2 separate regions of the Homo sapiens genome follow, and region 2 is linked to region 1. Evidence: chromatin contacts called from ENCODE Hi-C or POLR2A ChIA-PET data. All regions are on one chromosome and are shown on one strand. Each heading gives the region's core, a stretch centred on a gene start or an enhancer-like site at or near the end of the contact. The rest is flanking DNA. Distances are from core to core; before and after follow the strand shown. Region 1 has its middle 40 kb from the start of LINC01307. Region 2 overlaps DPH5 (diphthamide biosynthesis 5).

What was found. Hi-C counts contacts between places; a loop is a spot of excess contacts on that map. ChIA-PET counts read pairs that join two places held with the same protein, here RNA polymerase II (POLR2A). Pooled maps may share reads with other maps.
Region 2: a loop to region 1 is called in a map with no recorded cell type, with 2.3 times the contacts of the local background. The contact joins two enhancer-like sites. A Hi-C loop is called at or near these places in 2 of 37 single-sample maps with no recorded cell type and 3 of 50 pooled maps. POLR2A ChIA-PET finds 5 or more read pairs at or near these places in 2 of 52 experiments (AG04450 and T-cell).

What each region holds. Positions count from the first base shown.
Region 1 is chr1:101,282,887-101,285,684 of GRCh38, reverse strand. No RefSeq gene overlaps it. Among named protein-coding and RNA genes, the nearest start is that of LINC01307, 40 kb to the left of the region's middle. Within about 2 kb of position 1,469, at least 3 of the 41 ENCODE cell types and tissues checked have a DNase peak (open chromatin) inside an H3K27ac peak, as active enhancers do.
Region 2 is chr1:100,988,077-100,990,776 of GRCh38, reverse strand. It overlaps DPH5 (diphthamide biosynthesis 5), which reads left to right. Exons shown (of 8, transcript NM_015958.3): 8 at 146-1,154. The coding sequence ends at 369. It also overlaps a transcript of SLC30A7 not described here. Among named protein-coding and RNA genes, the nearest start is that of DPH5, 36 kb to the left of the region's middle. Within about 2 kb of position 1,341, at least 2 of the 41 ENCODE cell types and tissues checked have a DNase peak (open chromatin) inside an H3K27ac peak, as active enhancers do.

The DNA of each region.
Region 1 (2,798 bases), core at 220-2,719:
TTCTTTTTTTTGATCCAATCCAGGATCTCATATTGCATTTAGCTATTATATCTTCTTCATCTTCTTCAATCAGTGATAGTTTTGGAAAATCCAGGACAGTTATTTTCAAAATGTCCCCCAGGTTTTCTCATGAATAGATTGAAGTTATGCATTTTTGGCAAGAATGGCACAAATAGGATATTGTGCCCTTCTCAGTGCATCATATCTGGAGGTACATGATCTTGGTATGTCCTATTATTGATGAGGTTATTCTTGACCACTTGGTTAAAGTGATGTATGTTGGGTTTCTCCACTGTTAAGCTTACTATTTTTTCCCTTTGTAATTAGTAAATATCTTTTAGGGAGATACTTTGAGACTATACAAATATTCTATTTCTCATACTTTCACCAACTAATTATAGTATCCATCCATGGGGCTTGCCTACAGCAATTACTACTATGGCATTTGCCAAATATTAATCTTCTATTTTTCTGATTCCTTCTACATGTATCAACTGAAATTCTACTGTAAGGAAGAGCTATTTCTTCTTCCCTATTTGTTTATTTGGAGGCATTTTATGAGGATTAAATGAAGTAGGACATTTACATGGTGTCTGGCACACGGTGAAGGCTCAGTAGGTGTGAGTCATCTTTAATATTATTATTACTGAGACAGTATGGAAGTTATGTAACTAATTGTTATGTGACTAATATTTTCTAGTTAGAAATGAGTATTTCTAACATGTTTAAAGGTGTTCCAAAATGGTCTACTATATTAGTTTGCTAGGGCTGCCATAACAAAAGATGACAGATTGAGTGGTTTAAACAACAGAAATTTATTTCTTGCAGCTCTGGAAGCTGGAAGTCCAAGATCAAGGTGTCAGCGGGTTTGGTTTCTCCTCTCTCCTTGGCTTGGAGACGGCCACCTCCTTGCTGTGTCTTCACGTGGCCTTTCCTCTGTTATGTTGGCACCTCTGCTGTCTATCTGTGTGTTCTCATTTCCTCTTCTGCTAAGGACTGGTCAGATTGAATTAGGGCCACGCTAAGGGCCTTATTTTAGCTTGTTCAAGTCTTTAAAGGCCCTGTGTCCCAATACAGTCACATTCTGAAGTACTGGGGCTTAGAGTTTCAACACATGAATTTGGGAAGGGGGAGACGTCATTCCACCCATATCTACCTATTTGCTTTGAAAAACTATTGTGAGCAAATCATTTAACATGTGAAAGCACTTTCAGAACTGGAAAGCACCGTACAAACATAAGGCAATAGTATAACAATACGACAAATTTTGGTAAGCATTCATGCACTTTACATTTCAGGTACTGAAGCATTCCTTTACAATGTTATTGCCATTATTCATTTAACTTTCCTTTCACGGCTGCCACGGAACTCTGGAAGGCCCACTTCAACCCGGGCACTGTCTGTGTTATCGCACATCCTCAGCGAGTGTCAACCACATCAGTGTGTTTTGCTTGCTTTTTGTCTTTCTGAAGCGTGGGCTTTCAGCAGCTCATTTCAGGCTATCCCAGCTACCTCTTCAGAGGCCCGAGGCACCTCCTTCCTCACAGGGAAAGCTGCCTGCGAGGCGGCCGGCAACCGCCTCATTTCCCCGTCTACCAGCTGCGTAGCCTTGGGCAAGGCCCCTCCGTGCAGCACTTCGTCCCAATTCCACGGCTGAAAAAGAAGGATAACAATCCTCACAAGGAGGCTGAGGATTAATGAGTTAATCTTTATAGAGCATTTGGAGAGCACACAATGGACAAACCCCTATTTATCTCTTTGTAGAACTAGCCTACAAACTAAACTCCCACTAGGAAACTAGGACCCTTTTATATAATGTTTACTTGAAGGAAGCAATCTGCAGATTCTAATAAATCTTAGCTTCCCAGAAGTGGGAAAAAGCACACATTTCACTATATCTGAGTAAGTAAAAAAGTAGAACAATTTCTCCCCACCGAAGGTTTTGCTTATCAGAGGCTAACAGAGGCCAGGGAGAAACTGTGACCTGTGGTCTGCCTTGCCTGTCATGGATAAGGAAGAACCAGAGACTCTCCCCAGGGCTGTCAAATGTTTTTAGAGCTGACATCCTTGCGGTCCACAGCCTCCAAACTCAGAGCGTGTGGGAGGAGGGGATGGATACAATTTAATTGCCTCCTGCAACTTGCCAAGCCCACCACCATTTTCCCAGGCTAGCAGTAGCCATTCCTTGCTTAATAGTAGTGCTTTCAAGCCCTTCAGAGACAGGAGTACTTCAGCAGCCAAAGTGGGAAGTCCTTCTTCCAAGTCTTCCAAGGCCTTTGGCCACTGCCAAAGCACCCCAGAAAAGTCTGTCTGTAGGAACTGTCTCTGTTTACCATGTTGCATTACCTCTTTGCTCAGAATCAATCACTCCACCTGTGATTGATTGCCAGGGGCCACCAATACTGCTTTAGGGGGAAGCTTTTCTCCACACCACATCCCTTATTTTCCTTGCCTCACTCCCAGGCAATTTTCACCACAGGTCTGGCAACAGCCTTCTAAATGATCTCCATAATTCTGCTCCCTAATCCCTACTGCATGGTCTTCCCTGCTCCTCTCCACCTATCCAACTTCTAAATCTGAAACAATAAAATCTTACAAATCCCACCTCTATTCTCATATCCCTTGGAAGTTCTTGTTTAAAGGATCAGTAGAGATTAGCCAGGCCAAGAGAATGCCTGTGTGTGAGACGGGGCGAGGAGGGAGAGAAGAGGGCCAGAGAGCAACAGGGACTGCAGAACAGCACATACAAAGTCGTGATGTGAGAACGTGGCTCACGTATGCAACTACTCGGGACTCAG
Region 2 (2,700 bases), core at 92-2,591, 290 kb after region 1:
AATGGATAACTGGTCCATAAGTGGCAAAAGAGATTTAAGATATTTGGGGCTTCTTGAAATGTACTTGTGGTACTAATGTTTGTTTGACTGTTGGATGGATGATGCATTTGCTGAATTGAATAGCAGTATCTTTTTTTTTTAATAGCAGTTACCGAGGAGACACTTTGTGTTGGCTTAGCCAGGGTTGGAGCCGACGACCAGAAAATTGCAGCAGGCACTTTAAGGCAAATGTGCACTGTGGACTTGGGAGAACCATTGCATTCCTTGATCATCACAGGAGGCAGCATACATCCAATGGAGATGGAGATGCTAAGTCTGTTTTCCATACCAGAAAATAGCTCAGAATCTCAAAGCATCAATGGACTTTGAACATAGATATTTACCATTGTCTGATGTAAATTTCAGCCATATATGGATTGATATGGTTTGGATGTATCCCCACCCAAGTCTCATCTTGAATTTTAATCCTCATAATTCCCAGGTGTTGTGGTAGGTAATTGAATCATGGGGGCAGTTTCCCTCATGCTATTCTCATGATAGTGAGCTTTCATGAGATCTGATGGTTTTATAAGTGCCTGGCATTTCCCCTACTGGCTCTCATTCTCACTCTTGCCGCCCTGTGAAGAGGTGCCTTCCACCGTGATTGTTAAGTTTCCTGAGGCCTTCCCAGCCATGTGGAACTGTGAGTCGAAAATTAAACCTCTTTTATAATTACCCAGTCTCGGGTATTTCTTCATAGCAGTGTGAGAATGGATTAATACCTGGATGCATGCATGTTTGTGTAACAAACAGGTCTTTTGGCTTATCTAGTAAGTATAAAACAAGTGACCAAAAAGAAGTTGACTCAACAATGCTTGGTTTCTTGTGGCAGTGAGTTTTTTCCCTATGATATCATCAGTTGTTGCTGCTATTTTGGCAAATTTTCAGGATGTACACATAAAGCAGACCAGGCTGGAAAGCTTGTGGATAGACATCCACTGACAGAATCATTTAAGAGCAGTTTTTATTTATGAAACCAATTTATACAAGGTGGTTGTTAACAGAATATAACTTAGAGGTAACTGGAATTTGAATCACTTGAATCTGTTTTAAAGGGTAAAAAATGTTATGAGTGCCAAGAAAAGCAAATAAAAGATTAGTAAATGTTCACAAAATATGTTTATAATTTTCTTCTTTTTAAAAAAGTTAGCTGTCCCTACTGCATGAGGAGTTGTCCTGACAGCAGCTGGTATTAGTGTATATAAACAAAGGTAGAAAGATTACATTTCCATCCAGCAGTCTGACTTAAAGCTCAGCTGAGCACATGCCACAAAATGACATTCTTCTGAATTCACTGTCTTGGTTAGCTGACATCCTAATTACGTGGCTCATACTCTGCTGTATTTTGGAGGTTATAAGATTGTTTAATTATAAATGTTCAGCCAGCCTTGTACAGTTGCTGTTTGGTTTTAAATAGCATCTTTCACATCCAAGCAGACAAATGGAAAACTTGCTGACTACAAAATAAAATTTTTAAAAATGTAAGTTTTAAGGCAACAATGGATTAGTCAAGATATGCCATATAACTTAATTCAGTTAATATGCCATTGTATATGTGCGAGTAGTCACACTCTTCTTACTAGTATTAAATAACACTCCATTTATTATATTTCATTTCAAAGAGTTTCAGTTCTGAATAGAAATAGCTTTCTTATATCCTAGTTCAGTTGGTTCAACTCTAAGTATTTCCATGGCCTAACCAATTTTTCTGAGCTCTTTACTTAGTAAATTCATTGAAATTTGAACAGATTTCCCTATTCCCTGGGATCATCAATTAGCTAAAGATTATTTGACTTATTTTACTTCATTTGAGATAAGAAATATTTATATATATATGAAACATCTCTTTTTTCTTTATTATTTTTTATTTATTTATTTATTTATTTTTGAGACACAGTCTCACTCTGTAGCCCAGGCTAGAGTGTAGTGGTGCAATCTTGGCTCACTGCAACCTCTGCCTCCCAGGTTCAAGCGATTATCCTGCCTCAGCCTCCCGAGTAGCTGGGATTACAGTCATGTGGCGGCACCACACCTGGCTATTTTGTGTGTGTGTGTGTAGAGATGGGGTTTCGCCATGTTGGCCAGGCTGGTCTTGAACTCCTGACCTCAAGTGATCCACCCACCTTGGCCTCCCAAAGTGCTGGGATTACAGGCATGAGCCACTATGCCTGGCCTCATTTTCAATCTGTTAGACACAGAAGGGGAGAGAGCCAAGTACATTTAAATACCAGTTGTATATTATTTTCTTCTCATATGTTAAACTAAACATTTAAGAACTATATAATGAAGGACTTCTGGTTTTGGTAATGGTGTAATAGCTTGTAATGTACAAACCCTCCCAATTATAAACTGTGGACAAAATATAATAAACAATGGTCTAAAAACTCTAGGGAGTCACTGAAACCAGCTGTGAACTATATATGGTTTTTCCCCTTCGGTCTTTCCCAGACTGTGTGGTAAGGCGTGGCTAGAACTCAAGAGAAAGTTGCAATCTTACTGGCTTGAGGTGTTAGGATGGAATTAAAGGCCGCTAGAAGAACTGAAAATTAAAGCAGCAGATCCTAGAAATGAAGGTGTCAGAAATGGAGGAGGCTTCCTGTCTGCATATGATCTCTCCTTAAATCCTTAGCTAACTCTCAAACCGTGCATGCCCCGGGAAGA